Regions from separate parts of the Homo sapiens genome. Here region 1 is linked to region 2. The links are chromatin loops, found by intact Hi-C in ENCODE. Cell type or tissue: PC-9. All regions are shown on one strand. Each heading gives the region's core, and the rest is flanking DNA. Links, peaks and the distances in the headings are about the cores only. Region 1 overlaps RAD51B (RAD51 paralog B). Region 2 overlaps RAD51B (RAD51 paralog B).

What was found. A loop is a pair of places that touch in the nucleus more often than their neighbours do. Peaks named below come from ENCODE experiments on the same cell type or tissue, not always from the same donor. Only the 100,000 strongest peaks of a DNase experiment are listed, where the experiment ranks them.
Region 1: it touches region 2 in a loop (4-fold over the local background); 8 of 110 quality-filtered maps call a loop at or near these places.

The regions. Positions count from the first base shown.
Region 1 is chr14:68,226,376-68,235,472 of GRCh38, reverse strand. All of the region lies in intron 7 of RAD51B (RAD51 paralog B), which reads right to left. Among named protein-coding and RNA genes, the nearest start is that of RAD51B, 410 kb to the right of the region's middle. RefSeq lists enhancers at 2,491-2,860, 2,127-3,326. In PC-9, for the core only: no CTCF peak of the experiment used is centred there; DNase peaks (open chromatin) are centred at 982, 2,642 and 4,312; H3K27ac peaks cover 3,821 bases.
Region 2 is chr14:67,960,521-67,969,715 of GRCh38, reverse strand. All of the region lies in intron 7 of RAD51B (RAD51 paralog B), which reads right to left. Among named protein-coding and RNA genes, the nearest start is that of RAD51B, 150 kb to the right of the region's middle. In PC-9, for the core only: no CTCF peak of the experiment used is centred there; a DNase peak (open chromatin) is centred at 5,125; H3K4me3 peaks cover 1,423 bases; H3K27ac peaks cover 3,442 bases.

The sequences.
Region 1 (9,097 bases), core at 43-5,042, 270 kb before region 2:
TCGGCCTCCCAAAGTGCTGGGATTACAGGCGTGAGCCACCGCGCCCGGCCGAAGATCTCAGCTCTTAAGAGGAAAAAAAGCAAAACAGAATACACTACTGTCCTTGGCCCCCTCCTCTTCTGCTTGATCTAATTGGCTGTCTTGGCTTCAAGTACAGTTATGTGCTACGTGGTCAACAATATAATGGAGCTGAAAAATTCCTATCATGTAGTGACACTGTAGCTGTCCTAATGATATAGTGCAAGATATTACTCACGTGGTTGTGGTGATGCTGGTGTAAACAAACCTACTGTATTGTTAGTCATATAAAAGCACAGCACATACAATAATGTACGGCACATAATACTTGATAATGATAATAAATGACTATGTTAGTGGTTTGTTTTTACTCTGCTATACTTTTATCATTATTTTACAGTGTACTCTTTCTACATATTAAAAATATTTTACTGTAAAACAATATTATATGTAACAGCAGCAGCAGCCTCATATATCTCCTGTTTACCTCTTGATTGTATATCATTTTCTCTTGTGCTTGATTTAAGTTTTACTACAAAAGAGTCAAAAAGTTAAAAATAATTAAAAGTTTATAAAGTCAAACAGTTACAGTAATTACACTTAATTTATTGTTGAAAATTTGTAAAATAAATTTAGTGTAGCCTAAGTGTAGTGTTTATAAAATCTACAGTAGTGTACAGTAATATCCTAAGCCTTTACATTTACTTACCGTGCACTCACTGACTCACCCAGAACAGCTTTCAGTCCTGCAAGCTCCATTCATGGTAAGTACCCTCATAGATATACCATTTTTGATCTCTTATACCATATATTTACTGTTTAATTTCTATGTTTAGATACACAAACACTTGCCATTGTGTTCCAATTGCCTATAGTATTCAGTACAATAACATGCTCTACAGGTTTGCTGCCCAGGAATAACAGGCTGTACCATCCAGCCAAGGTGTATAGCAGGCTATACCATCTAGGTTTTTGTAAGTGCACTCGATGATGTTTGCATAATGTTGAAATCACCTAATAACTCATTTCTCAGAACACATTCCTATCATTAAGTGATGCATAATTGTAATTCAGATACTTCTCAGCTTTCTTTCTTGACCCATACTATTGTCGTCCATTGGACTTCTCCACCTGAATGTCTCTTCTCATTAGTGCCTTAATTTAAACTCAACATGTTACAAAATGACCTCATCATTCCCCAAGGCTGCTTTTCCTCTGAATTTCTTGTTGAAGGCAGCATGACCCATCCAGACATCTGAGTTCCTAACTGGAGGTCCCACTCAAACACCCACCCCTGTATCCAACCAGTCACAGTAGTCTGCTCATTTGACTTCTGATATGCATCTCAAATCTGTCCCTTCACCTCTCCTCTTACTGCTACCACTTCCAGACTATACAGCAGCTTTCCCACTGGTTCCTTTGTTACCCCTTTTTTCCACCCTACACTATCATCAGAATTCTCTTCCTGAAAAAAGAAATCAAATGAAGTTACTCTCTTTCTTTAAAACCTCCATAAGCCCTTCTATTACTTACAGGATAATGCCTTAGTATGCTGTAAGACCCATCACAATCTTACCTCAACTTAACCTATTTCGGCTCATTTTCTACTACAATTCATAAAAAATGTATTTTTTCACCCTGAATATACTATGCTCTTTCACACCTCTTTGCATTTCCACATGCTGTTCCCTGTATTGATGGGGCTCCTCCCACCCTTGTCAAACTGGAAAATGTTGATATATTCTTGAAGCTTCAACTCAAATATTTTCTCTTCTCCTTTGCAGAAATATTTGCTGCTGCTTCTGTGTTTCCTCAAGTATTTTACTTATGCCAATCACTAAGCACAAAACACAACATAAAACTTCAGGTCTGGGGTGATGCCTTAGTTACAACTGCATCTCCAATGACTAGCATACTCAGGTACTTAATGAATGTTCATGAATTGAATGAATAAAGCAGAAGACTAAATTATTATAAAAGCAAGAGAATGGACCTTATAGTATGACCTAAATATACAAACAGAAATCTAAAAATGAACATTTCTTCTAAAATAAGCTTCATGATAAAGTGTATTAGCCAGACAAAATAATGTAATCAGCATATATGCCCTTGGCTCAGACAACCAGAACTGACATTTCAGTCCTGTGAATGTGGCCTCTTAGGGAAAATATTAGTACCATGCTTAACTAATAATAAGCACTATCTGTGTGTTTACTGTTGCTGTTCTTGTTAGGGGGTTATAATCTGGCCTGTACTCCATCTAAATAGATATAAAAATAAGTGGTCACAATGAAATTCTACTGTCTAAACAACCAGCTTACAATATCTAACATTACATTAAGAAATGAACATACCCAAGTCTCCTAATGCACACAAAAATATTCTGCTTCAAACACATGAATGAGCCAATGGCCTGTGGATATAGCCCACATCCCAGCATCTGAAGACGGTATGCTTAAAAGCTTTTGGCAATATCTTCTAGATTTTTCTATAGACCAACATCAAGCCAATTTATCTGACCTCCTTGATCTACATAGCCCTTCCAGTACCTACAGCTATTTTTCTAGAGGCCTGAATGAGTCAGAACAAGAAAATGATTAATCAACTTGGAGAGATTTGAAAGCTGGAAGGGAGCCATCCTGTGAGTAAAAGCTCAGAGCTGTGGGACTGCAGCAGTTGGAAAGTTAGGGGATTTCCATGGTTGAAAACATTTGGCTGGCTTGCTATGGTCCTCTGACCTTGCAATAAGACAGACCAGACCAAGCTGGTGATTTACCTCTGACAATATCCTATGTCTGCTGACTCTGGCTGTTCACTCTGACTTGACAAAGTCAAAGTTATTCCCCCTGAGCCTTATGACTTTGGAACTGGCTCAGAAAATTTTCCTGTTTTTTCCTCCCAATGGATATCATTCTCAGACCTTGGCTTCACTTTTATGTACAGCGAGGCTTAAATTAAAAGTGTATGCAATGCACCTAGCACAGTGCTTGGCAAAAAGTTAGGTGGGTCTGCTCCTTTTTTAGGCCAGGTTGGTTTCCCAGCACCTGGGGGATATAGCACCATCTTGCTTTTCTTTTCTTTTTTTTTCTTTTTGCCAGTTGTTAACCTGCCAGTACCATTTAAAATCACTTTTCCTGCTTAAGGTTTGTATCACTTGCCACTGCTCCTTATTTCATCTATTCAAATTCTTCCAATTCCCTTTACTGGGGACTTGATTTCTGAAGTTGCTTATTTTGAAGATACTACTCTAGTATTATCTAACTTTTATATTCCAAAAGTACTACAGACACTGTTGTTGTCTTTTGTTTGCTGTTTAACATGTAATATTTTACTGATGTCAGGAAGGCTTCTCATATTTCCCAACTATTTATCTCTACGAGTGATGACTCTACTTCCATTTTCTTGCCCTTTTACTTTGTGTACACTGCCCTCTTTCTTCTTTCTTTCACTTGAGCATATGAATCACTTGGATTTTATTACTATTTATTATCATCTCTTTCTTTCCTGAGTCTGCTTTCTGTTCCATCACTGCATTTATATTACATTCCTGTGTCTACTATCAATAATAAGTTCAGCAAGATATTCTCATGCCTGATGATTGTTTATTGGTCTCCTGTCCCTGTTTCTCTCATTAACATCATTTATTTTCCCTGTATAATTTTTTCATTACCTTAGTAAAGAAATAGGGTTAGGCAAAGCTTTCTGCTTCTCTTCTCTACTAGAAAAGATCCAAGTCCTTCTCCATTCATTAAACATGGTCACATGTCTCATATATACATACAAATATATACATGTAAACCTTCACTGTGAGAATTCTTATCCATTGATTTGTAGATCACAAGGAACTTGTTGAGCAATGACAGCTGCTGCTTTTCAATGCACTGGCATGGTTGGGAGGGGGCTGGGGATTTTGCCTTTTGGCACACAAGTCAATAAACACATTGGAGATTAACAGCAAAGAGATAAGAAGCTTGGGTGTGGGGAGGACTAGAATGATGGTTTAGGGGAAAAGGAAAAAGGAGGGAATTTCAGGAAAAGGAATCGAAATTATAGATCAAATGACCAGATAACAAAAAGAAGGGGAGAGATTCAATAAGGTTGGAGGAAAGATTTAGAGAGAAAACAAGATTGGAGGAAGGAAAGTGGAGTGGTTAAGGATAAGAAAGAAATTAGGAACAGAGGCAAAGAGAGAAGAAAAAGGTGGCAACCAGCTGGTCATCCACTTGAGAAAGAAAGCATGAAGGAAAATATTTAAGAATAAGTAAATACAGTTGAGAAAACATTCCAAATCAATGTGTCATCCTCCTTTTAAAATCCCCTTTGTTATTAAAATATACCATCCACAATATGGCTTCTTGCTACAAATCCCTCAGCGGATAGAAGTAGAAATATCCCTCTAGCTATTTGTTTTGAGGTCAGTTACCCTAGTCAAAGCCCTCAAAGACTCAAATCCTGTCAGTCTACACAACTCAAAAGTGAGAAAGTAACTGGGATGTTCTTCTGACAGTTTAACTCCAATGACTGGCCCTAATGTTGACCTTCCATGTGTGATAATGATGATAGTAATTTTTCTCACATCAAAGAATTTTTTAAATTTATTCTACTCCAAGCAACTACAATGACCAAAGATGCCTCTTGCTAGTTACTGATTTACATTTTAAAAATACTTGGGAAACAAAAGAACACTAAAATCACAGCCAAGAACTCCTAAGCCGGATAAGGGTCTTTTTGGCAACTCCTAAGAAGCAGAAATCTCTGCATAGCAATCCGTTTCTTTAGCTGTAAGGCTGAATCTATTCCCTCACTGTAGATCCCATAGAACAGATTTTGTAGTAGACATCTGTTGCCTTTGAATGTCCTTTTTTTGGTAGGAACACCAAAAGTGCTTGGCTTTGGGTAACCACCCCTGACCTTTATTATGGGCAGTGCTGGTAGGACTGTCATCTAAGGTACAGGGCCTTCCCTGGCTAAGAGGTAGGCTTATAATCAAAGCCAGTCAGATTCTCTGCTGGGAATCTGAATGACTAGTCAAACAATAAAGATGTTTAACAGAAAATGTCTGGAGTGAACTCATTCCAGTGGTGGTGCCTTGACGTGACCATTAGTTTCTGTTTCCTCTACTCCCACAGATGTCCTACTCTGAAAATCTGTTCTACTTTTCCTTCAATTCTATGACACACTCTCTATACCTTCAAAAATTACTCTTTTTTCCTTTCAGTTAGCCAAAGTAATTTATATTGCTTGCAATCAAAAAGCCTCAACTTATATAATCCACATTACACTGAATGAGAAAGTCACCTGTATAAGACTGTCCTACAATTTGATGCTTTTTGTAACCTCTCAACTGGCTACAGGCCTGGTCTCCTCTGTGCCTTCTCAGTGCTGGATACCTAGTTGAAAAAGTGTAACTGATTCTGAAGAGCAGGGATAGAATTCAGTGACATGCTAGAAATGATATGAGTTGCTTCAACCTAGTTAAAGTGAAAATTTTAGTAGGAAATGAGGAAGGTGGCCTAGCCCATGACAGCATCAGGAACTAATCAAAGAGATGAGGCAGTCTTGAGGGCAAGATAGGGCACAAAGATATAAGAGATCTATGACACAGCTCTGATCCTGTCCCCTAAATTGAAGGCTTGCCTAACTAAAAAGACATGACGAATCCCAAACTAGAGCCAGGATCTTGCCCTGTTGTGTATAGTTTTCAGGGCCATGTCCTTTGTTTGGAAACAGGGTGACTGACCAACTGAACAGGTACACGCCAAAGGCCTTGTAGGGAATGTAGCTGAACCTAGGCCTGGAGACCAGAGTCTAGTTACTCCCAGTGCCCTGGAGACTGCCTACTCTGAAACTGACTGTAAGTAGATCAATCCAGATTTTATTGCAGATATCTACTCCAAAGAGTCATTTCTTTCTCATTCTACAACATATAAGACATTGACAATGGCAAATTCCTGTCATAATGAAGATGAGTAAGCCAGAGGCATCTTCTATAATGTCACACTTTTACTTGCACTGCTTCTTAGCACGTACTATTCTAAAATGCAATGTGAGGCTCATCTTATCCACAAAGGGCCCTCTAGGAAAGAGTTTTATAAGAAAATCTAATTGCCAAGAGTTCCATGGGTGGTCCAAGAGTACAATTAGGCCAATAGTGACCAGGTTTTCCAACTCTTGGCTATCAAAAACATGTTAGCTTGACCAGTGAGATGACTACAGGTCAATACAAAAGATTAAAATATATACAATGCAAGATAGAACAATCACTTCTCAGCTGTCTAGAGAAGCTTGTTTACAAATGAACTTTCAACTTAATGAATTTTCATAGATATGAAGCTAGGTCTCAAAGGTGCCTGTTAATTTTGCCCATCAGCAAAAGATAATATCAGCTGTTCCACGAATACTGAATTTTTAGACATGGTAAAAAGTAGAGTTTTATAATCTGTAAGTTAAGAAATTCAGTTTTAGAGAATATTAGTTTTCTTTCCCAATCTGCCAGTTTCTAGGGTCCCAGATGAGTCACTGAGAAAATCAGACTGTATTCCCATGTTCACAGTCTATAGGAAGCTGCAAAAGCTGAGACCTGGAAGGAACCTTAGCAATCATTTAGATTAAATCCCATCATTTTGCAAAGGATAAATTGCATGTGAGGGCCAGTCAAGAAATAGTGGCTTGACGTAAGTCACACAGCGGGTCAATGCCAGGCTAAATCTAGAGAATAGATTATTTGACGTGTGTCCACAGCTCATTTCACTGTATCAAGTGCTTTAAAATAAAGCTGTTTTTAACCAGACTGAATTCTCATTCATTCATGTCATTCAACACAAATTTATAAAGCATGTCTTACACATCAAGAGCTGTTTTAGGTATGGACCCAAAATGATGAATAGAACTAAGTTCTTTTAAAAAAAAATCAAAGATGTTGGTTTCTAAAAATGACATCTCTCAGTTTTTCAGCAAATTTTCACACTGTGTTAAAGGCGAGACAATGAAATAGGTTGTATAAATCTAGTAAGAATAATGATTCAACATTGATTAAGCAGTACATGAATTATTTTGCCAGCAAGAGAAAATCTTTTCATTAAGCTAATGAAAGTTTCATTAAGCTAATAAAATTTCATTAAGCTGATAAATATTTTCACTAAGTGAATCATATTTTCACTAAGCTAATCATACTAGTAAGGCCGAAACCATTATGATCTTTAGCTCCCAACCTAGAGGTAAGATGCCTTGTCCTTACCATCTCAGATGGTAAGGAAGGAGTTATAGTGATCATGGGCTTTGGGCTTTGGAGCTACAGAAACCTGATTTTCAGACTAAATTCTGGCTCTGTCTCTTACTAGCTTGTAATCTTGGACAATTTATTTACCTTCCTTAGTCTCAATTTTTTCAGGTATAAAAGGGGGATGAAACAACTTACTTTAGAGGGTTATTGTAAAAGTTAGATATAATGTATGCAAAACATTTAGCACAGTGCTAACACAGAGTAGGCCCTTAATACATAATGACTATCATTATTATTACTACTAATAATAATTAATGGCATAATAATATGCTCTGTTAAATGGTTCTAAAGGAACAAAATTAAATTCATGAATGGCCAGCACATGTATTTCAAAGCCGTTATGTAGGCATGCCCATCATACTTACAGGAAGGTTTCCTCCAATTATACATTAGAGCAGGGATTTGAACTTAGGATGGTCAGACTATAGAATCTGAATATGTAAGTGTCTGTACACTGTCTCCAAACAGAAATATACCCCAGTTGACGGACCCTGAAGAAAAAAGCACAATTTAAAAAGACCTGGGAGGGGTTTGGTCTCAAAACTGGGCTGAAGGGACCATTGCTGAGGAGGACAGTATTATCGCTACATTGGAAATATTAATATAAATTGCTAAAACTTATTGAGTGCTAACACTTATTACTTTTTTAGTAAGAATCACAGCTCTACTGGAATTGTTTTATTTAATTCTTATAACAACCCTCTGAGGTGGATATCAGTATTACTGCCATTTCACAGAATGCATTAAGTAACTAATCTAAGGTCAACAGTTGGTATGTGGGAAAGTAGGATTTAAACCCAGGCAGTCTTCAAACTGAATAACTGGCCTTGGACCCCAAGGAGAGAACAGGGGTGCAGTTGTGGGAGTTGGAAAAGTTTCGCCTAAGTCATGCTAAGCATCCATATCTGGGGCCTGGAGGGAGAGAAAGGGAAGAGACTATTTGAAGAAAGGCAAGAGTGCCCTACTGCCTTCTTAGGCAAAGCCAGAAGTGACTCCAAACCTTGGAGGATACTTATGTCAATCTTTTGTTTCTCCATCTCTGGCCACACACTTGTGACGAGGAGGCCTGATTGCATCTTTAAAGACATCTACATGCCTGGAAAGATCCAGAAGCCTCCTTCACTAACTGAAACACTTGAGTTTTGAATTTAAAATCCTGGAAGAGTCCATCAGAGTTCCATTCTGTACCTAACATAGTGCCTATCATTTAGTAGGGCATAATAAACATTTCTGGAAGAAAAAAAGAAACGAAGTAAAGAAAAACTAGAATGGATTCTCAAAGACTGTATCAAAGCATGATTATCAAAGACCTAGCTCAGTAAAATAAATGAGTCCTGGCCTAGGAGTCAGGAGATTTGGGTTCTACCCAGAACTGAAACTAGCTATGTAAAACTGGCAAGTCACTTAGTCTCTCTGGCCCTCAGTTTGCTCACCTGTAAAATGGGTTGGAGGATGTATTAGTATGTTCTCATGCGCTAATAAAGACATACCCGAGGGTTTAATGGACCTGCAGTTCCACATGGCTGGGGAAGCTGCACAATCATGGCAGAAGGCAAGGAGGAGCAAAGTTACGTCTTACACGGCACCAGGCAAGAGAGCTTATGTAGGGGAACTCCCCTTTATAAAACCATCAGATCTTGTGAGACTTATTTACTATCATGAAAACAGCACAGGAAAGACCCACCACCATGATTCAATTACCTCCCACCGGGTCCCTCTCACAACACGTGGGAATTATGGGAGCTACAATTCAAGGTGAGATTTGGGTGGGGACACAATCAAACTATATCAGATGAG
Region 2 (9,195 bases), core at 2,734-7,733:
ATTTAGTTATTTATATTCCTAATTAAGTAAAAGCTAAATCAAGCACAGAAAACTTCTTAGTTTATCAGAATGTATCCTCTGGAAATAAATTATTAATAACCTAATAGAATCCTAGAGCTGTAAAAGCCCTCAGAGATCACCTAATGCCCTCATCTTATATATTTCAAATTTTCTTCTTGAATTAATTTGGAAATTTACATTAAATGCTAAACAGAAGCAATGGAGGGAGGATTTAGGCATACGGAACAGGGAAAACCAGATGTATATATAAACAAAGAGTCCTGGTTACATTTAACTCCCATCAATGTCAGTAATTGGGTAGAAGTGGGTTAAGGAGAAAGAAAGGAGAGAGAGTGTTAATGCTAGTGAAGTCCTTTGAACTGGGTCCAACAAGTGTTTCTAAGACAGTCTAATTTTTAAGGATAACACTCCTCCTGAAACCAACAATTGCAACATTTTTTGCATTTAATCAGAACCAGTACTTGCTTACTGATATGGTTTGGTTCTGTGTCCCCACCCAAATCTCATCTTGAATTGTACTCCCATAATTCCTACACGTTGTGGGAGAGACCCAGTGGGAGATGGTTTGAATCATGGGGGCAGTTTCCCCCATACTGTTCTCGTGATAGTGAATAAGTCTCATGAGATCTGATGGTTTTATCAGGGGCTTCCACTTTTGCATCCTCTCATTTTTTTCTCTTGCCACCACCTTGTAAGAAGTGCCTTTCACCTCCCACCATGATTCTCAGGCCTCCCCAGTCAAGTGGAACTGTAAGTCCAATTAAACCTCTTTTTCTTCCCAGTCTCAGGTATGTCTTTATCAGCTGCATGAAAACAGACTAATACAGTAAATTGGTACCATTGGAGTAGGGCGTTGCTTTAAAGATACCTGAAAATGTGGAAGCAACTTTGGAAGTCAGTATCAGGCAGAGGTTGGAACAGTTTGAAGGGCTCAGAAGAAGAAAAGAAAATGTGGGATGGTTTGGAACCTCCTAGAGACTTGTTGAATGGCTTTGACAAAAATGCTGATAGTGATATGGACAATAAAGTCCAGGCTGAGGTGGTCTCAAATGGAGATGAGGGACCTGTTGGAACTGAAGCAAAGGTAACTCTTGTTATGTTTTAGCAAAGAGAATGGCAGCATTTTGTCCCTGCCCTTGAGATTTGTGGAACTTTGAACTTGAGAGAGATGATTGAGGGTATCTGGTAGAAGAAATTTCTAAGCAGCAAAGCATTCAAAAGGTGACTTGGGTGCTGTTAAAAGCATTCCATTTTTAAAAGGAAACAGAGCATAAAACTTAGAAAACTTGCAGCCTGATGATGCAGTAGAAAAGAAAAACCCATTTTTTGAGGAGAAGTTCAAGCTGGCTGCAGAAATTTGCACAAGAAGGAGCTGAATGCTAATCCCCAAGACAATGGGGAAAATCTCTCCAGAGCATGTCATAGGTCTTCATGGCAGCCCCTCTCATCACAGACCCAGAAGCCTAGGAGGAAAAAATGGTTTCATGGGCTGGGCCCAGGGCCCCATGCTAAGTGCAGCCTAGGGACTTGGTGCCCTGCATCCCAGCCACTCCAGCCATTGCTAAAAGGGGTCAAGGTACAGCTCAGCGCATAGTTTCAGAGAGTACAAGCTCCAAACCTTGGTAGCTTCGATGTGGTGTTGAGCCTGCAGGTGCACAGAAGTCAAGAATTGAGGTTTGGGAACCTCCACCTAGATTTCAGAAGAAGTATGGAAACACCTGGATGCCCAGGCAAAAGTTTGCTGCAGGAGCAGGGCCCTCACGGAGAATCTCTGCTAGGGCAGTGTGGAAGGGAAATATGGGTTTGGAGCCCCCACACAGAGTCCCTTCTGGGACACTGCCTAGTGGAGCTATGAGAAGAGGGCCACCATCCTCCAGACCCTAGAATGGTAGATCCACCGACAGCTTGCACCTTCCACCTTGAAAAGCCACAGACACTCAACACCAGCCTGTGAAAGCAGCCAGGAGGGGAGCTATACCCTGCAAAGCCACAGGTGCAGAGCTGCCCAAGACTGTGGGAACCTACCTCTTACATCAGCATGACTTGGATGTGAGACACTGAGTCAAAGGAGATCTTTTTGGAGCTTTAGAATTTGCCCCACTGGATTTTGTACTTGCATGGGCCCTGTAGCCCCTTTGTTTTAGCCAATTTCTCCCATCTGAAATGGCTGTATTTACCCAATGCCTGTACCCTTATTGTGTCTAGGAAACAACTAGCTTGCTTTTGATTTTGCAGTCTCACAGACGAAAGGGACTTGCCTTGTCTCAGATGACACTTTGGACTGTGGACTTTTGAGTTAATGCTGAAATGAGTTAAGACTTTGTGGGACTATAAGGAAGGCATGATTGGTTTTGAAATGTGAGGACATGAGATTTGAGGGGGCCAGAGGCTGAATGAGGTTTGGCTCTCTGTCCCCACCCAAATCTCATCTTGAACTGTACTCCCATAATTCCCCTGTGTTGTGGGAGGGACCTGGTGGAAGATAGTTTGAATCATGGGGGCAGTATTCCCCACACTGTTTTCGTGGTAGTGAATAAGTCTCACAAGATCTGATGGTTTTATCAGGGGTTTCCACTTTTGCAACCTCCTCATTTTTCCTCTTGCTGGCGCCATGGAAGAAGTGCCTTTCGCCTCCCACCATGATTCTGAGGCCTCCCCAGCCAAGTGGAACTGTAAGTCCAATTAAACCTCTTTTTCTTCCCAGTCTCGGGTATGTCTTTATCAGCTGCATGAAAACAAACTAACACAGTTACTAAAATTTTTTTCTCTTCTAATTGTCCATATCAGATTGCTATGAGAAGAGGAAAGGGTTAAGCTAGACCTAAATATAATACTGTATGTAAGAAGTTGAAAAAACTGTGATAAATTATCTCTACATACTAATAGGAAAGATATCCAAGATCTACGGGCAGAGTCAAAAAAGCAAGTTTGCAAACTGAGAGGCAGAGTAAGTATGATACTGATTCTGTGAGGAAAGCAAGCACACACGTACACATACAAACACACACAGCAATACTATATTTCATAAGCCTATTTGTCTATCCACAACATGTATCTCTAAGTCAATGCATAGAGAAAGGTCTGAAGCAACAGAAAACCAAACTGAAAATAGTTGTCATTTTCTGGCATTGGTGGGTAGGCAGCTGGGATTGGGGATGATGGTGGTGAGAGAATGTCAGAGAAGCCTTTACAAACATTCCACATGTTTTGAAGATACTATGTTAATACAATACTTATATAGTAAGAACTAATTTTTTAAAAGAATCATATGTGGATAAAAAGGACAAAGGTTGAGCAGAAAGATGCAATGGTTAGGGAGAAGCATGACTAGGCAGAGCATGAAAAAGGCCTCTGCTTCCTCAGTAACTTGAGGTAAAGAGCTGCTATTTCCCTCTTTCAATTTACCCCTTAAACCCATCATCTCTGGCTCTATCCTGGTGATTTTTAAAAAGCACCAATGTGAGTGTGAAGGCTCGTGGTCCTGTGAGTTCCTAATCATTCTTTACACCTTTGGAACATGAGATAAGGTAGGAGTAGTAGGTAGATAAGGGTAATGAGTTTTCTTTTAATTCTTGAAATTAACTACTATGCCAGAAACCTACTGTAGCTATTTCCCTCTATCCTTTAGCTATAAAAGTAAATGCTAACTCTTGGCTGTATAAATAGGAAGGAGGCATTCATTTAATACTATTGCAAACCAATTTAATCACTGCTATAATGCCAGTACCTTCTGGGATTGAGTCCTTCTTCCTGGTTTGCCCAAGAGAAACTAGTCGGCAGCCACTAGTCTGAACTCTGCTCTAACGGTGGCCCTACTGCTTGGTCTATGCACGTGGTTTATTTCTTTTGTCAAGAGTACTCTTTGTAAAATCTTGGCTTCCTCAGTTCCTCTATACAAGCAAGAGTTTGTCAGGGAAGAGTGTTCTGTGTATATGGGGCAAGGAAAGGCATGATCAAAAGCACAATTACATAGCAAGCTCAGGGAATTATGAGGAAGCTTGTGGGAATGGAGTAAATGTACATGTGTGTGTGCGTCTGGCAATGGGAAATACGGTAAGGGGGAAATTATGGCAGGTAATGAGATGAGAATAAGTAGATCAGAGCCAGACTCTGAAACCCTGGCATGACAAGCTAAGGAGTTTAGACTTTATCCCTTATGTGTTAATGGGGACCCATCAAAGGTTTTTAAACCAGAGAGTGATATGATTAGAACTGTCTTTAAAGAAAGAGATTTGACAAGAGTATGGAGGATGGATTAGAAAATGGAAAGGTTAAAAGTAGATAAGCAGCTCTCCAAGAACTGAAATGGAAGATGAAAAGGGCCTAAACAGGGCAATGGCTAGGAGAATGGAGGGAAGAGTACAAACAAAGTCAAAAAGCAATTTTAGTGATAGAAGAAACAGGACTTGTTGACAGATTGGTTGTGAAGACCAAGGGAACATAAAGACTCAAGATGAATGTGAGGTTTCCAGCTGAGAGGATGGAGAGGCCACTAATGAAGACAGAGGATATAGGAAGGGAGGGAGGGTGTTTGGAGAGTATCCGGAAAAATTAGTTTGGGATTGGTTGAACTACTTACTAGGATAGCAACCCTTACTGAGCTCCAAAAGGATAAGGATCTTGTTTGCCAATTTTCTCTGTGCTGCACCTGCTGCAATACCATGTGCATTTAATTCAAGTTTGTGAGAATGGTGATAATGCTAACGTGTGCCAGGATAATTGAGACTTGACAATATTTAAGATATCTCTTCAAAGTGCCTGTGTAGAAAGGAAATATGAGACAAGGTGGTTTGTTTTACTTTTCTGTCAAATTTCTTCTTTAGTAGTTTCCAAAATAAATTCCCAATAATAACAGGGCTTTTAACAAGAAGGTCCATTACTAAGAGCAACCTGCGGTAGACCGTCGTATGTCTCACAACTTTACATTCTACACATTCCAATAATCAAGTCACATCAACTCTAATTCTCTTTCTTGTTCAGGAACCTGTACTACCACTTAACATTCTAAAACCTGCCACACCCAATAGTCAAACATAATCAGAGCCATTTTAACAATATGGGGGAAAAAAAAAGAAAAAGAAAAAACCTCACTGCTGTTAAAAAACCTTAGGAGGAGATACAGAAAAAGAAAGCACCATTTGTTCTGGTTAATGTTGTTGTGTAATGTTTTCTGGGGTGTGCCCTGTAGGCATGTTGAAATCATAACTAAATAAATCAGCTCCAGCAACGCAAAGAAACAATATTCCCTTCCCCTTTGGCTGCCTGAAGGAATAATGGCATCTTCTCCATGATGTGCACACACTTTGGAGCTGCTTTGTTTTTAATCTTCTGCCAAGTCAAGTTTTAGTTTTATTTTAATTTTGGTAACCACAGTAAATTCCAAATCTTTGACAAGTAAATGCTTTCTTTCTCGCCAGAATCCCACTCACTTTCCTTTCTAACTCTAGGAGTTCAATAATGGCTGCAGTACTGATCTCTTTTCATGAACAAGAAAATAAATACACTATAAATTAAGCATATTTCCTGACATTTACATGATGGTTTAAATGTGACATGAGTACAATAAAATTGTCATCTTGTTTGCCCATCATTGTATAAATATATATGTATATATATTTATGTGTACTGTAGGGAAAAGAACAGCATAGAAAGTCAGGAGATGTGCACTCAAGTCTCATTCATTTCAGTTGGCTGTATGACGTTAGTTTAAAAACTTAAATTTGGTTTCCCTATGTATAAAAGTTAGGCAAATATACTAGATGGTTTTCAAAGTCCCTTTCACTTTAAAATTCTGATTCATAAGATTATGTCTGTTACCGATTTTTTTTAAACACATGAAAAAGTCACTCAAAAAAATCCTAAAAAAAAGAAAAACCCTAATTTTTGGTGGTAAAATGAAATAAGCCTCAGAAATTATCTAATCTGTACAGCTTTGAAACTACATTCTATGGGAAATGCCTAAGCCAAGAGTTATAAACTGTTTATTTCTTGGAAGGATTTCATAGTTTAAAGAGAAAGATTGCAACCGGCTAATCTAGTTCAGCTCTGTCATTACAGATGAAGAAACTGAGATCAGGAATGAAAGAAGAAATATATTAACACATCCATAAAATACTGTGCAACTATTTAAAATGATGGTAAGAGAAAAGGGGTCAAGATAAGTTAAAAAAGAAATGAGGCTATAAAACTGCGTAAGTATTTATTCATTTTTCAGAGCAATAAATTCATTGTATCACTTTCTTTAAAATATTCTCATTATATAAATTCAAATACTACAAAAAATACACAGAAAAGATGCATTAAATCATCCAAAATCTCACCATTGAGAAATATTAGGTATTAGATTAGCAATTAGTGACATTATTCCAGACAACTGGAATATACACATAGATAATGAATGCACAGAAATAAATGTATTCTTTCTGGGATGAGATTATAGTCACAGTTAAAAATAAAAAATATCAATTCTATACACATGGATACACATATACACATAGATAATGGATGGACAGAAATAAATGTATTCTTTCTGGGATGAGATTATATTCACAGTTAAAAATAAAAAATATCAATTCTAATTTTACCTGCAATTAACAGAAGCCGAAATGAAACTGAAGAAATTTTAAATCTTAGACAAATGTTTCTTCACTCAAGAAACATTAATTGTGAAAAAGTCCCTCTAACTTTAAGAAAAATGATCAAAACCACAAAGAATAGATTAACATTACTTTTAAACTACTTTACATTTGAGACAGTTCTGATTGAATTGTTGCTATGAATAAGATTAATAATCTCTCATTCCCATTTCCCTTCTACCTACCTTCCAATTTTTATTGTATATATTTGTTTTACTTTGCCATGATGTAGAGTGTTTACAGTCTGTTGTACTGCCACACTTTCTACAGTATCTAAATCTTACATATATATATGAAGGTATTTAATATCACAACACTTTTTTGGTTTGATTCCTCTCTTGGTTGGCTAAATTTCAACAATTAGTTCTTTTTCAGAAAGGTCTCACAGATACTATATTCTCTGGGTTCTTTCACATTTGAGAGGATACGCCTGTGGCCTTTATACCTCAACAACAACTTGGCTGGGTACACTGTTCTTGGGCCGTAATTTCTTTTATCAGAACTGTGTTGACATAGCTCCTGTAGTATTGCACATTGTTGTGAAGTCTGAGGCCAGTCTAAACTTCTTCCTTGTAGATAACTTTTGCTTTTCTTCCTTATAGATAACTTTTGCTTTTGCTTACATGACTGAAGAAACCTTTCTCTTGTTTGGCAACAATCAGGATATGACATGATGTTGAACCTTCTCTACCAATTTTCAGGATTCAATGTATCTTTTGATCTGCAGGTTCAGTTCCTCATTTCAGTGAAGTTTTGCTATATCACTTCTCCAAATACTTTTTTAGTTTGATTTGTTGGGTCCACTTCCTCAAAGACACCAGTAATCCTTTCAACTTCATATCAGATCATTGTTAACCAAATTGCTTTCATCTTTGTGTCTTACTCCTGTGTTTACCGTGATTATTCCACGCTTTCACTCCAAACCATTAAATTTTTAGTCACCTCTATTGTATTCCATACTAGTTCTATATCATCTGTTAGTTTTGCAATAGAGGTGTTCTTGTCCTCAGATGTGCTTCCTTAGCTATATAAACTCACTTTTTAACAATATGAACTCATTTTAAGATGTTATTTGTAGGTACATGTATGTGTGTGAGTCTATGTGTATGTGTGCATATACATGTACTATAAAAGCCCAAAAGGCTTTTATCTAACTTTATCAGAATGTTATAGTTTTCTGCTGTAGTCAGCGATCTCTTTTCCTTTTTGCCTATCTGAATTTCCTAAATGTTTTCATAGTGAACATAATATGTTTACACACTGATGTTGACAGACACATGCAAATTTAAATGTTGTATACATATTTCTAGAAAAAGAGTAGATTTCCAGAAAAAAAAATACTGAGAAAAGAAGAGATGAAATGATTTGTCTAAGCAAGGAAACGGTAGGACCGTTTCCTTCAACTATACTATACTGTTTCCAAGATGTTTGCTTCTCACAGGATAGCTACACATTTTCAGAGAACTGAAATATCCAGCCAAGGACTAAACATCTTTATGTCAAAATGTATACAAGAATAATATCCTTCCTCAAGCTATGTGTATGGTGTTCAGTCTTTGAAAAATAGGAAAGTAAGCAATGTCAGCATTCTGATAGCCAGCATATCTTTGTCTGAGACACAGATACACAGTGGATATGAATGAAAACCTCTCCTACTTTCTTAGTGACCAATTTTGTTCTTCTGTTTCAAGCTTTAGCAAGTATAGCCCTCAGAAAATTTCTTCATCAAAACTGTATCGAAAAAAGGAAATTCCAACTGGGCATGGTCGCTTGTGTCTGTAATCCCAACAGTTTGGGAAGCAGAGGTAGGAGAATTGCTTGAGCCCAGAAGTTTGAGACCAGCCTGGGCAACATAGCGAGACTCTGCCTCTATAAAAATAAAAAAATTAGCCAGGTGTGGTGGCGCACACCTGTGGCCCCAGCTACTCGGGAGGTTGAGGTGGGAGAATCACTTGAGCCCAGGAAGTCGAGGCTGCAGTAAGCCATGATCATGCCACTGCACTCAGCCTGAACAACAGAATGAGGCCCTGTCTTGAATAAATGAATGAATGAATGAACAAACGAACAAATAATAACTTAGGAAATTCTGTAGCCAGGCACAGTGGCTCATGCCTGTAATCCCAACATTTTGGGGGAACCAAGAAGGGAGGATTGCTTGAGGCCAAGAGTTCCAGACCAGCCTGGGCCACAAAGTCAGACCCTGTCTCTACAAAAAATTAAAAAATTAGCCAGGCATAAAGGCAGGTGCCTGTTGTTCCAGCTACTTGGGAGGCAGAGGTTGGAGGATTGCTTGAGCCCAGTAATTTGAGGCTGCAGTGAGCTATGACTGCAAGACTGCACACTAGCCTGAGCAAGAGAGCTAGACCCTGTCTCTAAAAAAAGAAAAAGAAAGAAAAAAGGCAGTTCCTCTGAGTGTGGCAAATTGTTAATTAATATATCTAAGTTCTATCCAGTGTTCTTGCAAATATATTTATCTTAAATTTATTTTATCCTAGATACACTGTGGGTAAACTGCTATATCTAAACTCATGTTGATGCT